Regions from separate parts of the Mus musculus genome. Here region 1 is linked to region 2. Evidence: chromatin loops called from intact Hi-C (ENCODE). Cell type or tissue: left cerebral cortex. All regions are shown on one strand. Links, peaks and the distances in the headings refer to the core of each region. The heading gives the core; the rest is flanking DNA. Region 1 holds the start of Vdac1 (voltage-dependent anion channel 1). Region 2 holds the start of Jade2 (jade family PHD finger 2).

What was found. A loop is a pair of places that touch in the nucleus more often than their neighbours do. Peaks named below come from ENCODE experiments on the same cell type or tissue, not always from the same donor. Only the 100,000 strongest peaks of a DNase experiment are listed, where the experiment ranks them.
Region 1: it touches region 2 in a loop (5-fold over the local background); 1 of 42 quality-filtered maps calls a loop at or near these places.

What each region holds. Positions count from the first base shown.
Region 1 is chr11:52,358,712-52,367,845 of GRCm38, forward strand. Vdac1 (voltage-dependent anion channel 1) reads left to right here and starts at 2,140. Exons shown (of 9, transcript NM_011694.6): 1 at 2,140-2,441. In left cerebral cortex, for the core only: a CTCF peak has its summit at 4,213 (motif pointing right); DNase peaks (open chromatin) are centred at 2,962 and 3,630; H3K4me3 peaks cover 1,154 bases; H3K27ac peaks cover 687 bases.
Region 2 is chr11:51,852,455-51,861,588 of GRCm38, forward strand. It overlaps Jade2 (jade family PHD finger 2), which reads right to left and starts at 5,214. Exons shown (of 13, transcript NM_001357588.2): 1 at 4,857-5,214; 2 at 2,426-2,513. The coding sequence starts at 4,984. It overlaps Gm30110 (a long non-coding RNA gene), which reads left to right and starts at 2,992. Exons shown (of 2, transcript XR_388628.2): 1 at 2,992-3,269; 2 at 3,467-4,143. In left cerebral cortex, for the core only: CTCF peaks have their summits at 3,128, 3,941, 4,140 and 4,757; DNase peaks (open chromatin) are centred at 3,197, 3,613, 3,894, 4,235 and 3 more places; H3K4me3 peaks cover 2,500 bases; H3K27ac peaks cover 2,166 bases.

The DNA of each region.
Region 1 (9,134 bases), core at 2,904-5,403, 510 kb after region 2:
CTTGGATCAGGTTTTCTGTCTCAGGCCAATCAGCTTTGGCAGACTCCGTAGAGGGGAGGCTGGGCAGAGTCCAGTTTAAAAAAAAAAAAAAAAAGGTGACTTGCTTTTCCCCTCCCTGCAGGCTGTGACTGGGAAGAAAGATCAATGAATAACATTTCTGGTGCACTTGGATTTCAATCCCAGGGGCTCCCAGGTCTCCTCCCTATTCTGGCTGATTTTCTTTGCCTTTCTTGTGTGGCTAATTCTTTGGATTTAAAACCTTCCCTTCTGGAAGGAAAGAGATTCATAAAAGTCAGGTTCAGTCCTCAGCACTAGAAAGTTAAAAACAAACAAACAAACAAACAAACAAAACCCAAAACATACATGGCTTGGGAAGTCCAGCTATCGGACTCACGAGGTCCCTCTAGTCAACAGTTGCTGGAGAGGGAACTCTTGAGCTGCTGATAAGTCATGCATTGGTCCAGGGATGCATGCAGGTTTGTTAGTTGGGGGCCTTTGGGGTGATCTTTTTAGTTACCTTGAGTTACCTTGTAAATAAATTAAACACTTTCCCTGGTTTGCCGACGTAGACTTTGGGTGGAATTCTTTAATCTGTCATCTGTGCCTTCTCTACCGCAAATAGCTGTCTGTCTCCCCAGCAAAAGTGACACAAGCCACTCGCTGAGTTTTAGGTAAGTGCCTTACCAGTCCTCTGCATCTCCATTCATTTTAAATTAAAACCAAGACTCCCAGGGCGCTGAACGGAGGTGGCGCACACCGCCTTTAATCCCAGCACTTGGGAGGCAGAGGCAGGCGGATTTCTGAGTTCGAGGCCGGCCTGGTCTACAGTGTTAGTTCCAGGACAGCCAAGGCTATACAGAGAAACCCTGTCTCGGGAAAAAACAAACAAACAAACAAACAAAAAACAAAAACAAAAAAAAAACCCAAAAAATAAAACAAAACAAAAAAAAAAACCAAGAAAGACTCTCAGGGCGAAGTTCCGAGAAGCCAGACTTTCTGCCCACCCACGACACACAGCCCTGGGCATCAGGGCTCTGGGTCAAGTGTTAAGATTCTTGGAGACAAATCTTGTGTCCCCAGGTCTTGTCCTTCCGACTCTGCCTCCCTGTACGCCCCTGTGACTCAGCAGCTTTCCCTGCCTGGCTTTAACTCCGGGAATGGGCTGGGTGTTTGTTGCCGGGTAGATAGAGCTGCAGACTTGGGAACAGGTTCTTTCTAATGCAAAGCAAGCCCTGTACCACGGAGCTATCTGTTTGCCCACATTCTATTTCGAAGGGCTTTCCCTCATAGTCTTAACTAGATATGGGCTTAGGCCCCCTTACATTCCCTCTCCTCGGCCTCTCTCTCTCTTGGTTCCCTTCCTTTAGCCCACGGAACAGCATTTTCAATCTAGAGTGGCTGCGGATGCCCAGCTGTCTTGTTCAGCTACAGCAGGTTGTGAGCAACCACCTGGCGTCTCCTCTACTGGACCCCAAATGCCTGAATTCTCCTCGGACGTCTGTTAGTAGAAGGCAAAGGGTGTGAAGTCTTCACTCACATGTGATTTCACAAACTCTCCAAACCTGATTTGGTTAGTCTTGGTGTGGCACGCTCAACAGGGCAGGAGGCCACGTGCTGAGACCAGGCTGGGAAAAAGTGTCCGCCCTCTCTACACTGCAGGAAAGCAGACATCCAGAACCCGCGTGACCTCACGTAGCGAGACTCCGCAGTCTCACAAACCCACTTTGTCTTTTTTAATTTCTTAAATGCTTGGGAAATGGCGGAAAGAGGCTTTGACACTAGGGAAGATTGCACGCAACTTTACAGTGCGGAGCCGGCTCTCGGGAGAGTTTAATTTGCAACTGACTCGCTGACGCACGCGGGCGTGTCGCAGGCTCCGGAAATCAAGGTTGGAGCAGAGGGGACAGTAGCCGCTCTGACCTATACAGCGCCACTTCCAGAGCCCAGTGTCCCCACTGGGCCTCCGAGTGACTTGCAGCCTCGGCGACTCCGGCGACACTATCCGCTGAGGTCCCTAGGCCACCGCTCTGTGTGCCGGAAGCTCCCCTCCCCCTCTTCCCAAATGCTTCCAGCAGCCTGGAGGCTGCAACAGTGACCCGCGTGTCCCCGCGCACGCACACACCTCACGCACGTCAGACCCACGCCTCCCTATCGCCCCGTGCCAGAGTGCACGCAGGCCTTTACGCGCGGCCACACATGATCACAGAGCCGCAGAGGGCGAGAGCGCGGCTCGCGAGTGGGAAGAAGACCCCGAGACTGGTCTGGGCGCTGTCCGGGGTGGAGCCGAGGGCGGAGCTTCGGGGTCCGGCGCGCAGAGCTGGGGCGTGTCCGCGCCGCCGCGATCTGCGCCGCTCCGCCCTCGGCCCGTTCGCTGCGCTCCCAGCCTCCTCGCCGCAACCCCCGCCGTAGCTGCCGCTGCTCCCGCCGTCACCGCCTCCGAGGTAGGCGCAGCGGAGAGGGCCTGGGCTATGCCTGAGTCCCCAGGGCCTCGGGTCGCGCTCCTGGGAAGTCTCCAGGGAGGCGATCGAGGGAGGTTCGGGCGAGGGCGCTGGGCCTAAGCGCTTGGCCCCGGGAAGGGTGAACCAGGGACGATCATTGCGGGCCTGGAGGGGCAGCGGGCTTGTAGAGGAGGCCTGGAGGGCGGGCGCAGAGCGGATCTCCCAGATTCTAGCTCGAGCGTTCAGAGCACCTGCATTTGGAAGCCAGGGGCGGTTCGAACATGCGAGGAGCGGAAGGGCAAGGGCGGCCGCGTGGAGGCCCGGCGGGCCGCGGGTCTAGGTGACCTTCCCGGCGGCGCCCTCTGGCTCTAGATCCCGTCGGTGTGGATCTGGTAGAGACCCTCCCACGGCCCAAGCCCTTCCCCACCAGCTCCAAGGGCCTGTGCAGACCCAGCTTCCTCCGCCGAGAGGACGAACTCCAGGCACGGCCATGCCCTGGATCCCCCAGCCCCTACACGCCCTAGCCGGCCCACGCCCGGAGTAGGTGGCGCCGGGTCCCTCCCGCGCATGCCAGTGTCTTCCCGGGCGGAACGGGCTGCCCTGAGTGGACTTAGGCCGCAGGAACAGGGACCTGGGCCTGGACTGAGAGCGAGACCCCATAGGGAGCCATACGCTTGGCCTCCTTGGCCTCGGGGACGGAGTCCGTGTTCTGTGTCGCCAAATGCAACTGTGCATTCTGGAAACTGTTTTCAGGGCCTGACATCAGATTGGAGGCCCGCAACTCTACACGGTTTGTCCAAGGTCACACTGGTAGGAAGATTTAAAACTTCAATCTTCTCATCTGCGAAATAGGAGCAATTATATACACTTCACTGAGTTTGGGGGAAAGAATAAAATGATCCGATTAACACGAAGCCTTGGGGCATGCACAAGGACACCTTAGAAACCTTGACATTTGCCTAGGAGACCTAGGAGCTTTTGGGGAGGGTTGAACTCATCCTCCACAGACTTTTATTTTATTTTATTTTTTATTCCACATGGTGTACAGGAAGGGACTCCATGAATATACAGGCGTATTATTTTAATGCCATTATTACTAATGTCAGAAGCAAGCATTTGTGCAGCACCAGGTATTGAGTCATTGGAGAATAATTCACGAGACACTGTCAGTTTGCAGATTGACAGCTGTCAGGCTGGAGCACTAAATCTGACTGCAGACCCAGAATGCAGGAAGAGTGTGGGCTTAGCTCAGGTGTGTGCTGTCCAAAACTTCTCTTTCCTTGACCAGAGATATGGGTGAGGGGCTTAACTCCGGCTTGTTTACTAGCAAGCCAGGCATAACTGCGGAGGGCCTGCCTGCTTTTCTCGGGACTGACAAAACTGAAGGGCCAAACTCAGGCTTGTCTTCAGGGACTTGGGTGGGACCACTTGGCACACATTAGGTGGTTAAGAAAGGTCTGTGGGGTAAATTCATTTTTAAAAAATGTCTATTTAATGTGTGCATGCTTGTGCCTATGTGAGTTTATGTACATACATGCAGGTGTGAGATGCCTCATGTGGGTCTGGGAATCGAACCTGGGTCTTCTGCAAAAGCAGTAAGCACTTTTTTGTTTGTTTTGTTTTTGTTTTGTTTTGTTTTTTTGAGACAGGGCTTCTCTGTATAGCCCTGGCTGTCAGCAGTAAGCACTCTTTTTTTTTTTTTTTTTTTTTTTAAGATTTATTTATTATTTTATGTAAGTACACTGTAGCTGTCTTCAGACACTCCAGAAGAGGGCGTCAGATCTCATTATGGATGGCTATGAGCCACCATGTGGTTGCTGGGATTTGAATTCAGGACCTTCAGAAGAGCAGTCAGTGCTCTTAACCATTGAGCCATCTCTCCAGCCACAGCAGTAAGCACTTGTAACCCCTGAGCTCTCTCTCCATTTTTTTTTCTTTCATACCACTCTTAACTACCCAGGCATGGTAGGTGCACATTCAATCGTGGAATCTTAAAACAGCCATTAGATGACCTAGACAGCTCACTCACTTCTAGAAGCTATCCTGTCCTAGCCGAGTCATAGATGTCATAAGAGCTGTAATCGTACATACTCACCTACAGCAGTAGTCATGAGAGATGAGAAACAGCTCCTTTAGCATTCTACAACTTCCCAAGTCCTGGGGGAACTTGTCCAACTGGTGTTTCTGGGCTTAAAGCTAGAGAGTGATATGGGTAGATGGGATTCTGGCCAAAGCTGTGGGGCCTGTAGCTTCTTCCCTTTCTGACAGGTGTGGGGGTATGACAGCTCGAGTAAGGTGCCAGTCCCCACTTGTAGTAGCTCACAGCTGATTCGCTTTATTTCTGGTTTCTAGAATGAGGCTTTGGACAGGGGCTGTCTGGGGCCATGCGGTCCTCATGCTGGACCTGAGCCCCTAGGATTCCGGAAAGGTTGTACTGTCGTTGTAGCTTTGCGCTTTCCCCAGGTTCCTTCGGTACCTGAAAGGATGGCAGAGGCATGCTTAGCTAGACCTGGGTGTGGGTCTCCATCCCGCAGTTAAGTCACAGCATGTGAGCACTTTACCTAGGGCTGAGCTAGAAAAAGCTCCAGAGGGCAGCCTGGGCTCTCAGTTCTGATCTGACAAGAGCCACAGAGTCTAGCTCAGGTGAAATAGCTTTCTCGTGTCTTAGTTCCTCTGTTATAATGTGGTGGATTGATTGATTGATTGATTGATTGATTTTGGCTTCTGTTTTTAAAAAAATTAATTGTTTGGAGGTGGCTAGCACATGTGGAGGTCAGAGGTCAACTTCTGGTCTTCCTGTCTCCACTCAGGCCTTGGGATCACCTGGGTCTGCAGTAGAACTGTGACTGTCAGTGCTGGCCATTCTGGTGTTCTGCGGCCCTGCTGTGTATACTTGGTGCTTGGGCACCAGTCCTCCGCTAGTATCCCCACACTGCACTGCTGCTGTGTTCTGAGGAACCCATAGGTGTGAGTGCCTCTGCACAGCAGAAGTTACCAACTGGTTGGGAAAGGAGAGAGGTAGCTGCTGTGGGCCATCTGTAGTGGACGGTGCTCATAGAAATCATTTGCCCTGGGGTGAGATAGGAGGTGTCCTTCCGGGACCTGGCCAGACAGTATCCGGCTAAACAATACCTCTCTATGGGTGGGAAGGACTCTGGACCCCGTGGTTCAGGGTGAGCTTCTGACAAGATGCTCAGAAACCATTATTATAATAGTAGATATACAAGACCAGAGCTTGGTTAGATTCCCTAGCCATAAATATAGCAATGGAAACTGTCTATTGGACTGGCTTGTGTGGGACTTAGTAGAATGCTAGCCCAGCATGCAGAAAGCCCTGGATTCTTCCTTCAACACTGCAGAAACTCAGTAAGGTGGGGCACACACTCAGAGGTGGAGGCAGGAGGATCAAGTTCAAGGTCATCCTCCGTGACATAGTGAGTTTGAGACTCACTGTGGGCTACATTAGATCCTGTTTCAAAGCCAAACCAAACTGGCTGGTGGTGCACACCTTTAATCCTGGTACTTGGCGGGGTGGGGCAAGGGGAGGGCACAGAGGCAGACAGATCTCTGTGAGTTTGAGACCAGCCTGGTCTACAGAGTTTCAGGACAGCCAGGGCTACACAGAGAAACCCTGTCTTGAAAAACGAAGAACCAACCAACCAAAGAAACCAAACTTATTATTTATTTGTCTGCTCATCTCAGATGATAAGTTGACCTGTCATCTGTCATCTTAATAGAATTCTACTTGTGTTTGTTTCATGGCTTCTGCATGTACCAGCCGCAGGGATGTATACCAAGGGGAATTGGGTCAGAGAGACTGACTTTGGGGTCTTTTACTTAGAAAGGGAGTAGGATATAGACCCATATGTCCTTGATTCCCAAGGCTGAGCACTTAAAAAAAGCGCTGACTGTGTCAACCCCCTATGCCTTGTGGTGCCTGGGCTATCCTGGAGCCCTGGTGTACCTGGCTGGACCCTAGACCCTGGAGTGCTGCTGGCTGCCTGCATGGCCTTCTCTCCACAGGTGGGTGAGGGAGAGAAGGCAGGTTGCCTTGAGTCAACCACAGCCTCCCCAGCCTTATAGAAGGCTGTGCTGCTGCTGGTGGCCCAGCTTCCAGAGGGTTTTAAAATAGAAGCAGAGCCTGGAAAGCCAGACTGTCCCCCTGTGAGACTCTGTGGAGGGGGAGGGGAAGGCAGCTGCTTTGGGAACTCAGCCTGCTTCCAGAGCAGAGGCCACTGCCTTGCCAGATGTGTGTGTGTCTGTGTGTGCCTGTGTTTATGTCTGTCTGTGGTGCAGGGAAGCTCCTGAACTGAGCCTGCTTTCTGCTGAGAGGTTGATTTTTGCCCCTGGTCCCTAGCGTTGGAGAAGTGGTTGATTTTGCTGTAATCTATCATGACCTCTTTTTTATTTGTTATTTTAATTTTTAGATATATTTATTCATTTTATGTATATGAGTACAGTGTAGCTGCCTTTAGACGTACCAGAAGAGGGAATTGTATACATTACAAATGGTTGTGAGCCACCATGTGGTTGCTGGGAGTTGAACTCAGGACCTCTGGAAGAGCAGTCACTGCTCTTAACCTCTGAGCCATCCCTCCAGCCCCCAACCTCTTGATTTCTTTATATGTATAAGGGTTTTCCCTGTACATATGTATGCATATCATGCTCATGTAGTACCCACAGAGTCCAGAAGAAAGCGTCCATCAGATCCCCTTTAACTGGAGTTAGAGAATATTTTGAGCCCCTGTGTGGATACAGGGAAGCAAACCTGGGTCCTCTGCAAAAGCAGCCAGTGCTCTTAATGGCTCAACCGTCTCTCCATTCCCTTGATACCTCTTTTGTTTGTGGGTCAATTTTTTGCCCTGGCAAACCATCCAAAACTGTTGGAGAAAGAGCAGAGCCAAAAGTTTTCCCATGATTCCCTAACCTGGGATGGTGATGGTAACATTTGGTGGCTTTGGCTCCTGACAGTAGCTATGTACTGTTAACCGGTTATTCATGCAGCGTAATAAGGAAGTCACTTGCGGGTGTACTTGAGAAAGGGTGGGCTCTGGGTCACACCCAGGGGCTCTTCTGCCAAGTTGATGACTCCTCCATCATCATCTGTAGTTCCCTGGATGGTCTGAGAGATGCCACCGTAGGTGGCTCCTGATTTTTGGGAAGCTGATCTTGTTTCCCCTTTGCTTTTGGAGATGGGGGTCTGAGCTCACTGCGTGTTTCCAGTGTTGAGGAGACTCTACTTCCTGGTTAGGCGTGAGACCTGTGTTAGCCTGTGTTAGCTTGGGGTTCTGGTGGGTGCACAGTGCCGAGTGAGGCTAGTCTTTTTTTGTAGTCCATTGCCACCCTCCCTCAGGCTGCTTGATAGCTGCCCTGGCAGTTTTTATACACATTGAAGATAAGGAGCTTTGCCCTGTTCTTTGCCTTCTGGGCGGAGTGGCCCAGATGTTGGTGGCTGCTCGGGAGAGGAATATGCCCCCATAGGCCTTGCCCAGTGATAGGGCTACTGTCTCAGTTTGAATCAGTCCTTAGAACCAGTATGAACACTGTCCAGACAACTTTTCCTTCCTGTATCTTAAAATATTACTCTTATGTCAATGGGTGTTTTGTCTGCTTGTGTGTATATATACTATACCATGTGCATGTCTGGTGTCCTCAAAGGGGATTGAACCTCCAGGAACAGGAGTTACAGATGGTTGTCAGCCACCACATAGGTACTGGGAATTGAACCCTGGCCCTCTGGAAAAGCAGCTATTGCTTTAAACCAACTACCATTTCTCCAGTTCTTTCTCTTAAAAAATACTTTATGTGTACGTATGTGTACTACATGTGTGCAGTGCCCGAGAAGCCAGAGGAGTGCGTTGCAGCTCCTGGAGCTGGAAACCCAACCCTGATCCTGAGAAGAGTGGGCAGTGCCCTTAGCCTCGGAGCCATCTCTCCAGCCCTTTGGTGTCTTGACTGTGATGACATGTTGGAAGGTTGCTGACTTCCAATGTTTTCTGCTCTTCACAACACTATTTCAATAATGAAGTAGAATAAAAAATGGAAACCACATCTGAATTCCGCATCTACTTTTCCCAAACCACATTTCTCCCTGAGGCAGCCATCCTGCCCAGATGGGGCCCCTCTTTCCTGATTTCTCCCACTCACTCACAAGTTCCTGAATTGATAAAGGACCCACTAATTATGCAGAATTAGAAATTTCCCTGGCATGTTCTTTTCTTTTCTCTCCTTTTCTTTTCTTTCTTTTTAAAAATATTTATTTTTACTTTTTTAAAAAAAATTAGGTACTTTCTTCATTCACATCTCCAGTGCTATCCCAAAAGTCCCCACCCCCACCCTCACCCCCACTTCCCGGCCCTGGCGTTCCCCTGCACTGAGGCATATAAAGTCTGCACGACCAATGGGCCTCTCTTTCCACTGATGGCCTTATGTTCACTTTTTGAGGCAGTGTCTCATTATGCAGCTCTGGCTGGCCTTGAACTCAGAGATCTGCCCGCCTCTGCCTCATGGGAGTTGGGGTTTTAAAGGCCCGCACCACAACACCCAGCTTGGCTTTCTCTTTTCATTAGGTGGTACATAATGTTCTATGTTCTCACATATAAATTCACCACTGTTAATTAATTGTGTTGAGATAGACTCAAAACCCAGGCTATTCGTCCCCTGTATGACCAACAATAACCTTGAACTTTTGGTCCT
Region 2 (9,134 bases), core at 2,868-5,367:
GACCAATGTCAACTCAGTAATAGGGCAGCAATTTGGTGGCAGATGTTTTCTTGGCAGCACAGGCCACTGGCCTTAGCCACCCCCCCTCCCGCCCCCCACTAAAGTTCTGGCCCTGGAACACTACTGCCCAATGCCAGTCTCTTTTAAAGATGTCTCTGCAAATAAATTCAAATAAACACCCTGGGCCTCCATTAACGCCCTCCCAGCTGACCCTGGGAACAGTGGGTCTTTCAGGCCAGCTACTGCAGCCACTCCCTGGGGCAGTTAAAACACCCCAACCTGGCCTCCAGTCTCTCCTCTCCAGGGGCCACCAGACCTGCCCCCCCCCCCCACACACACACCAGGACTCCATCCTTCTTTAAAAAAAAAAAGAAGAAGAAGAAGAAGAAGGGGAGGGGGCCTTCAAGCAGGCAATTTACCATTCCAGACACAATCTCTCAGAGAGAAACAAAAACTCCCTGTCTGAGGCGGACTGCGAAGGCGTGTGTGTAATAAGATGCTAATACAATTTAATGATATTTCGGCTGGAAAACCTGTCCTCAGAGCCTCCTTGTGCAGGGAAGGCCAGACTTTCAGAAAACAAGAGCTTGCACACTCTTAAACTGTTTCAAACAGGGGTCAGAGCCCCACTCTTTCCCATCTCTCATTAGCTTTAATGCCTTCTCAGGGACAATAACTGCGGATACAAAAAATGATTCTGTGCACACAGGGCAAGAGGGCTGCTGTCTGTGACTGTCAACTCTACTTCTCCAAGCCTGAGAGGCGCTGGGATCTCTCTCCTGCCACTCCACTGCCTACCTTCATTGTCCCACCCAGGCCCCAGTTTCCAGTGCCTACAGGTGTCAATCATGCAGGCCAGTTCTACCACCCAACCAAGGAGAGCCGAGTGTGACAGGTTCTACCTAATTTACCTTTCAATACTTCCTCAACCTTACTCTTCTCCCCACAGGGCACATTTCAGTGGACCATTCCTAAGTCTAGCTGCCCACAGGCACCTGTTAGATGCTCATTTCTTCTTCGTAGAAGAGAAGCTGCCTTTCTGGCCTAGCCTGGGGCTAACAGATTAAAGGCCATCGTGCATATAATAACTGGCTTGCCTCGGTTCATTAACAGAGTGGTAACACTGTGCCGTGTGCTACCACTCACTTTAGGCTGCTGCTGCTTCTTCTTCTTCTTTTTTCCTTCTCTTTCCATTCATTATATTGCTAGAACCCAGGGCTTGGAATTGTTAGACAAGGGCTTGACCAGCTATATCCTTAGACCCAGGTTTAGTCTTTTAATACAATCTATTACTTCCTACGCTCACCTACAGATAGGGATTATTATCAATCCCACTGGCTGATAAGTAAACTAAGACCTCTGGTGCCTTTAACACAGCTGGAAACTACATTCAAACCTAGGCTGGCTGACTCCACGGTCAAAGGGCTCAAGACTGCAGGAAGGCTTACGGCACAGATGAAGTTTTCTAAATTCCAATGAGATTTCTGAGCGGAAGCTTAGAGGGCTGCCTAAAGCTCCAGAACCAACTTCCAGGAGGTGCCGAAGCTTTGAGCTAAGACCTGCCATTTAAGTGTCTAAGTGTCCCACTGCATGGGGGACATGACACGTCAAAGTTACCCCCACCCCCAACTCTATTCTGGCAACCTCTCATGCAACCCAAACACCCATCCGAGAGACCTGCAGACAGCCTGCTGTACATATACAGTGAAGCATTTGGCGGGGGCACTGAGGCAACCAACCACCTTCTAAGTCTAATAGAAACACTGGTTATAAATAACGGGAATATCCTGCCTGCAGCCCCAAACCTAGGGGAGTCAGTGTCTAAGGCTTACACTGAGATAATAAAGTACAATAGGGACCCGGGGACCCCCACATACAGAGTACCAATGAGAACCTAGCAGCTTAGATCTTTGACAGCCTCTTGGATAGGAGTCACCGGCCATTTACCCAGGCAATTTAGGGGAAAAGCACGCTGGATGGGAAAGCACTCTGGAAACATTTGCTGTATCCAGAGCCCAAACAACTCTGTCCTTAAACACTTCATCTCCAAGAGTGTTGGGGAGACCCTTGGCCAAACAGTTTCAAAGCCAACATTCACTGTTAAGTCCTGCTGCGTAGGGTGAGGACTCCCCTCTAAAAGGCATTTACTGTGGAACCAAATGCTTTCCCACTCAAAATAGCAGCCAACAGCTCTTGGAACAACCGAGGAGAGGGCTTCAGATCAAACACGACCCCCCCCCCCACACACACACCATGCAAACTTTCTCAATAAATTATTCGCCCACTTCGGATCAAAGCCTGCTTTTGCAGCCTGCGACCTAAAAAGCAAATAACATAGCCTAAACATAAAAGCTTATTCTTGACTAGGTCAGTTTTATTACTCATTCCTTCCCCCCTTTACAGTTCATTCTCTTATTTTCCTTGCCTGCTTAGTAGATTGCTCTGCGAGTCCTAACCCGCCCAAGGAAGATGGGACCGGAGGGCCTGGAGGGCTGGTGTGTTCGCCTGGGGCCCTAAGGGGGGGAAAAAGAAATCAGGCGAGGGGAAAAAGAAGTCAGCACCCTGGGAACCCAGGAAACAGGGCCAGGCTCGGTTGGCAAACCTCTGCCAGGATCTTCTGCCAAATGTCCTACTGGGAATTTTACCAGTGACAGGAGAGACAGTGCCACTCTGGGAGGAGAACCCAGCTCCCAAGCTCCGGTCTGTTTGCAAATATAAATGTTAAGGGAGCATCCTAACCTTCTTCCGGGCTCAGAACTCTTCATTTCTAAATGGGGGGCCCCGCCCCTCCCTAAGCCACATCTCTGAGAACAACCATAATCCCTCCCATTGACCTCTTGCAAACTGCCTCTGGGTAAAACTTTGTACCTCGGAATCCTGCAGATGAGGTGGGGGGGGGGGTGCTAGGGGCAAGGGTGAAGTTTGGAAATCTGCAGAGACCCGGGATAACCAGTGCAATGTACCCTCGGGCATAAAGACACCCGGCCCCCTTCCCCCGCCCCCCACCCAGCAGGAGGCCTGAGGCCAAGCTGTTTTTTTTTTTTTTTTTAAAAAGTGCACAGGCCGGCTGCAGCGGCTAAGTGGATTAGAAGAGGGTTGCGCGCCTCCAGCCTGCCCTTGGCGGCGGGCGACGGGCACGCAGGCTGGAGGCGCGCCGGCGTGATTCCGACCGCGGGAGCCGGGAGGAGGAGCCGGAGGTGGCTGCGGGGGGCTCCGGCCCAGGCGTAGGAAGGGCAAGAGGCGGTTCGGGCCGGGGGCGGTGCCAGGAGGTGGGTGGGCTTGACGCCCGGGGCGGGGGAGGGGTCTAGGGGACTCGGGGAAGGGCAACTGAGCCCGGGGTGGGGGCGGGGGTACTGAGCGGGGCAGAGGTGTGCAGAAGAGGGACCGGGCTGAGCTGGCTGGGCCTCTCTGGAAGGTAGAGGAAAGCCTCCAAGCCGGTTTTGCAGATGTCCTCACCCTCCGGCAGAAAAGCTACGAGTCTCCAAGCTGACCCAGGATCACCCCTTGCTCGGAGAAGGGGATGTCTCAGAGCCCAGGGATGGGCGGGAAGGGACCATGGGGAGCCACAAGTCTGCACCCAGGCGGGGAGTGGGCGAGCGAGAGCCGCTCCGCAGGCGCAGGCAAGTGGGTGGGAAGGAGGGAGGGAGAGGGAGGAAGGAGGTGAGCCGGGAAGATGCCACTGCCGGGGGCGGGGCGGGGCCGGGGATCCGGCAGAAGGACTGCAGCAATGTTTGGTGGGGGCGGGGGCTGCAATGTCACTCATTTTGGGGTCAGGTGCGTGTGTCCCAGGCAGGGCCCTCCACTTGTCTGCTGCTCTTAGGTACCACCCAGAGTTTTAGTAAGGGCGGAGGGAAGAGGGGGGAGCTGCAGAGTCGTCCCTGAAGCGGGACGCGAACCAGCAGAGTTGGGAGAAGGTAAACAAGGGCCACGCCCCCTGCCGTCGCCCCGCGAGCGCGCACCCGCCGCTCCGGCCGTCGCCGGTACATTTCCACTCTCGCGGTGCCTCTCCCCCACCGGACTCCCGCGCAGCACCGGAGAGCTGCTGTCCACTACCCCAGTATGCACCCTGGCTGCCTGGACTGCGCACCCAGCACTCACCTGGGAACGTTGTCCCCCGCCCCTTAAGAAGAAAAAAAAAAAAAACTAATTTGTGCAATGCCTCTGAACCCAAGAACCGAGCATGCTGCCCCCGCGTGCAGCTCCCTCGTGCACCCAGCCTGGAAAGGGGGCGCAGGGCGGAGGCGGTGGCCCCCGGAAGGTGTCTAGGACTGGACCGGCTGCACGTGAGCCCAGTGCGGGGTCATGTGCATCGGCTCAGCCCGGTTCGGCACCCGGACGTGCTGCGTATCAACAAAATGAAACTCGGGAGACAGAAGGGCAGATAGCTCCAGGTTTCCCGTGCCCCGGTGCCCGCCACTCAGCCTCCCCACCCCGCACCCCGGTAGCGCCGCAGCCCCTCGGGCCGGCCGGAGCCCGCGAGGCAAGTTGCAGCCCCAGCGCCCCCACCCGCCCGCGCCCCCTCGCCGGCCCAGGGGCGCTTTGCCGCAGTCATTAATAAAGAAGGTCGCCAGGCTCACCCTTCCAAAAGTTGTTGCATGCGCCCCTCTCAGCCTCCCCGCACTGTACTCTTTAAAACACGGCTGACCAACATGCGCAATCTCTCTCCCCAGTGCTGTGCGTCCCCCCCCCCCACCCCCCGCGCTGGCTTCCTAGAACAGGCAGCCAGCGAGAGAGGGAGCGAGCGAGCAAGAGAGAGGGAGCGAGGAGCACTGGCAGATCTGTTGAAAAAAAAAAAAAGCCCACAAAATAATGCCGTGGAGATGCGCAGGGCCCATCCGCTGGGGGCTGGCTCTTACCTTGCTCCGCGGTGCCCTCCCGAGGGGCGCTGCCCTCGGCTACGCGCGGCGGCGGGGGCCGGCGCGGGAAGGATGCTCCCGAAGCCAGGAGCTCCTGGGGCCGGCGCGGGAGGGCGGGGGGCGCGCATCCATCCGGGGTCGTGGCGAGGGAGGCGACCGGGCCGCGGCGCCCCCCAAGCCCCGCACCCCTGCTGGGAAGATGGTCAGCCCTCCAGCTCAGAGCTGGTGCCACTAGGAGTGGGCGCAAAGTAACTCCATGGACGCTACTCACCCCCCAAAAAAATAGCCTCCAACTGCGATGGCCGCGGTCGGCACCATTCACCAACCCCCTGTGTATGTTTCTGTTTCTTTTTAAACCAAGACTTCCTTGTGATCTCTTTAGAGGGGGAAAAAATGTGTTGGGGTGGGGGTGGGGTGGGGTGGGGGCGGGCAAGAAGAGAGGGAGGGGGAGTAGCCACTTTTTTCTAATTCACTCGGATCTCCGCTCCCGGCACCCCCCTGTCGTGTTCCCCCCCCCCTTCCCAGTTGTTTGGCTCCGGCGACAGTCCCAGGTAGCGTTGCGGCCCCCCCGGGGGGGTGCCCTACACGGTCACCCGCCCGCCTGCACGCGGGCCCGGACTCCTCGTGGACTCCGGGGCGCCCCCAACCCGCCCTGTCCCCAGGGCCGGGCCCGAGCGCCGGCTGAGCCCGTGCAAGTCCCATCAGGTCGGCTCACACTTCACACACTCACACACATACCCCGCCCCTCCACTCGCTCACTCACACTTTCTGCTCACACCCCGCCCCCTTCGCGCCCCAGACCCAGGCGGAGCCCCCCACAACCTTTAAAAAAAAAAAAAAGCAAGCTTATACTTAAAAAAATCTTTTGGCGCCATATTAATGACGTACTTAAAATTTGCCATTTCTCCCTGCGTCAAAAAGACGTTTCTTTGCAAATAACAGCTTGGAGGCGACACTCGCGGAGGAAACGAGGCTTGCACGGAGTACCCAGCTCGCCCGCCCCACCCCCAGGGACTCTGGTGCTGGAAGACCCTCGCCCTCCGCCCGGTTTCGGAATCACTGGTTTTAAAATCGAAATCGAATAAATCGCGTGGCGTTTTTTGCAGCGCCAGAAGTGAGCAGAAAGTGCTGGCAGGAGTGCAGGGGAGGGGCGCGCAAGGGGCTGGGGGAGGGGGCGCGGTCCTCCTCCCCCACCCACACCAAATGCAAACTAGCATCCTAGGCAGGGAAAGTTGAAATTGTGGGCGACCTCCGGAAGAGAGGGGCTGTCCTTAAGGGGAGGGGGTCCCTTCTTGGGCTTGTTGCCCCCTCCCCCTCGCGGGTGCCTCCTGGCGCCTGGTGCTGCCCTGCATTTCCGGAGGGGGGGTGAGGCGCACTGTGATGGGTGGGTGGCTAGCAGGGTGGCAACATGTCCTAGCCTCAGGAGGAGTTTGCCCCGGGGTACCCCCTTCCTTCTGCCTCGTGCATCTTATAGCCGCAAAGGGTTAAAAACCGAGGGGCAACTTCCCAGGGCTGGTACTTGGCAGAGAAGCGGGGCGCCCCTCTCCCCACCCTCTCGTTCTCGCCCCTCCTCCTCCGACTCCACTTCCCGACTTGACCTTGTGGTGCACAAACAGTGCTCTCCAATCCTCGCAGTTTCTGGAAGAAGAGCCTGCGCTCGCCAGGCGGGCGGGCTGTCGGGCGGCTAGCCGGCAGTGGCGGAGCCTTGGGTCGGTTCCCTGAGCTGCGGGCCACACCCACCCAACCCGCTGTGCCTGGGGAGCTCACCTTCTCTCTAGGAAGGAAAAGGGCAGGCCTCCTGGAGGGGTAGGCACGTGGGGGGCAACCTTTTGCCTCCTGGGAATGCTCCAGCTGGGGAGGTTGGCTAGCTTTGGACTGAGGTTTGGGGAAGCCTGGCCCTGCAACCCTAAGGCATCTCTCATCTCCAGCATCCCTAAGGCATCTCTTCTCACCCTTGCCAATGTATTCTACCCCTTCCAAGATAATCCAATGATTTCCCCCCCAACTCACCTTTGTTTTTGAAGGCAGGTGGATGAGTTTCAAATCCCTTTCCCTTTCCAAGACTGAAGTTTGTTTATTTTTCCTTTCCCCTCCACCCCCAAACCCCCTTGCATGCAAAGATAAATATTCAATTTACATAAGATGACATTTATGTGACAATTAAGAAGATTCCCCGACGGAATGTTGTGAACACATTTGCTTATAGGAGAAATAAATCTAATAATGAACAAACTCAAAACAGCTCAGATCCTCTGACAGGGAGATTGTCTCTGCAACAAAGAGGGACATGAGGAACCAAGAGCTTTCTGCAGCAGGAGAACTCAAGGAAGCCACCAGCAGAACTTCTCTTCTTTGGCCTTCATTCACAAAGTCTAAAAGAGGCCTGTCTGGCAAGAGGAAGGGCTGGCTCATCAGCACCTCACAGTTAGCCCTAACTCTGGTTCTCAGAGGTCCACTGAGAAGATTTTCCCAGGCCAAGGTCAATGTCTGCTAACACGTGTTGGAGGCTGGGAGTGCCCAACCGAGAGGTTAATGGCTTCTAATCCTGGCTTTTCTGCTCAGAAGGCTGTGTGAGGCAGATCAGTGAATACATCTCTCTGGATCTGTTTTCACCTTGGTGAGCAGAAGATTACAGAGACCACATGAGCACACGCATACCCATGTATGTGAATATGTAAATTTACATTCCCTCTAAGTAAGGCAGGACCAGGCTAAGAGTGCAGCTCACGTGAGTGCTTTGCTCATGTCTTCTTTCTTATAAACTCTTTTCTTCCCCAATTATTTTAATGATGTGTAGTTGTATGTGCACCTATTTTTAATTATGTGTCTGCACATGGGCAGATAGGGATGCAGGCAGGTGAGGCAGGCCAGAGGCATGGGATGCTTTCTGTAGCTGGGGTTACAGATGCTTGTGAGCCACCTAATGTGTATGATTGAGACCTGAACTCAGGTCCTTTGGGAGTGCAGCAAGTGTTCCTAACTACCGAGCCCCATCGCTAGCCCCTGCCTTTTCTTTTTGCTGTTGTTGCTTATGATTGAACCCACGTTAGGCAAGAACAAGAGGACAATGCTGTCTCTCAGCCTTTCCCTTGAGGATACATACAAGAACTCCAGTGTGGACAGAAAGAGGACTAGGAAAGGAACTGGTCAGAAACAGTGGTCAAGGTCCCGATAACTGTCAGCCATGAATCCGGCATGAAGGTAGAGACACAATACACAGAGGCAGAGTCTAAAGTGACCCACAGATTTGGTCTTTGGCCTGGGGGATGGGGTGGGATGTCTGTGCAGGAGAGGACAGGACAAGCTGTTTGCCTTGGCCATTGGGAGCCCATGAACTGGAATGGAAAAATGTCTTGTCAAGGAACCGTAAAATGACCTAGAGAGATGATGAGGGAAGGAATACCTCCTGCGCATGTGTTTCCTTCTGTGCCCCGTGTGCAAGCTGGTCCACTTCATTCCCACAAAAGCCCATTAGCCTCTTGAGAAAAGCCTTAGAAACTCGATAGTTTCTAAGGCCCGCAGTGGTGAGGGGACACCTAAGTGCAGGTGACCTTGGCACTGGTGTCATTACCCTTTGCTTTTACTACACGCCGGAGAAAAGTCATGCTATTACCTAGTCACATTATGATTGATCTCTGCGAGAACAGCAGCTCTATTTAGTCCTTGACATAGTTTTCTAACTGGGGGCCAAACCAGGGCCCCTAAACAGTCCTTAGGAAATGCCACTGGCTTAGAACCCAAATCCCCTTCAGTCCTTGGATTCCGTAGAGCTTTGTGTTACTGTCCAAGGCTAACGTTGGACCTGCTAACAAAATAACAGTGAGACTGATTTTAATTCATTATGTACATAGCTTAATTAAACAAATAGGAAATCTGTCTAGCCAGCCATCATGGTTCACACCTATAATCTCAGAACTTGGGAAGCTGAGACAGGAGGATTGCCAAGAGTTAAAAGCTAGCCTGGGCTACACAGAGAATTCAACTTAACCAAGACATAACAGGTTGAACGGAATAGCCTGCCCCACCTCTCAGCAAAAAAAAAAAAAAAAAGAGAGAGAGAGAGAGAGAAAGGGAGGAAGAAAAATTTTAATTGTGTTCTAGTTTTAGTTATGTGTATGTGTGTGCCTGTGTGTGGATATCTGTGTGAATGCAAGGTACCTGTGGAGACCAGAAGAGGGCATGAGAAACTCTAGAGCTGAAATTATAGGCTCTGTCAGCTACTTGACCTGAATTCTAGGAACAAAACTCCTGTCCCCTGCAAGAGCAATCTCTCCAGCC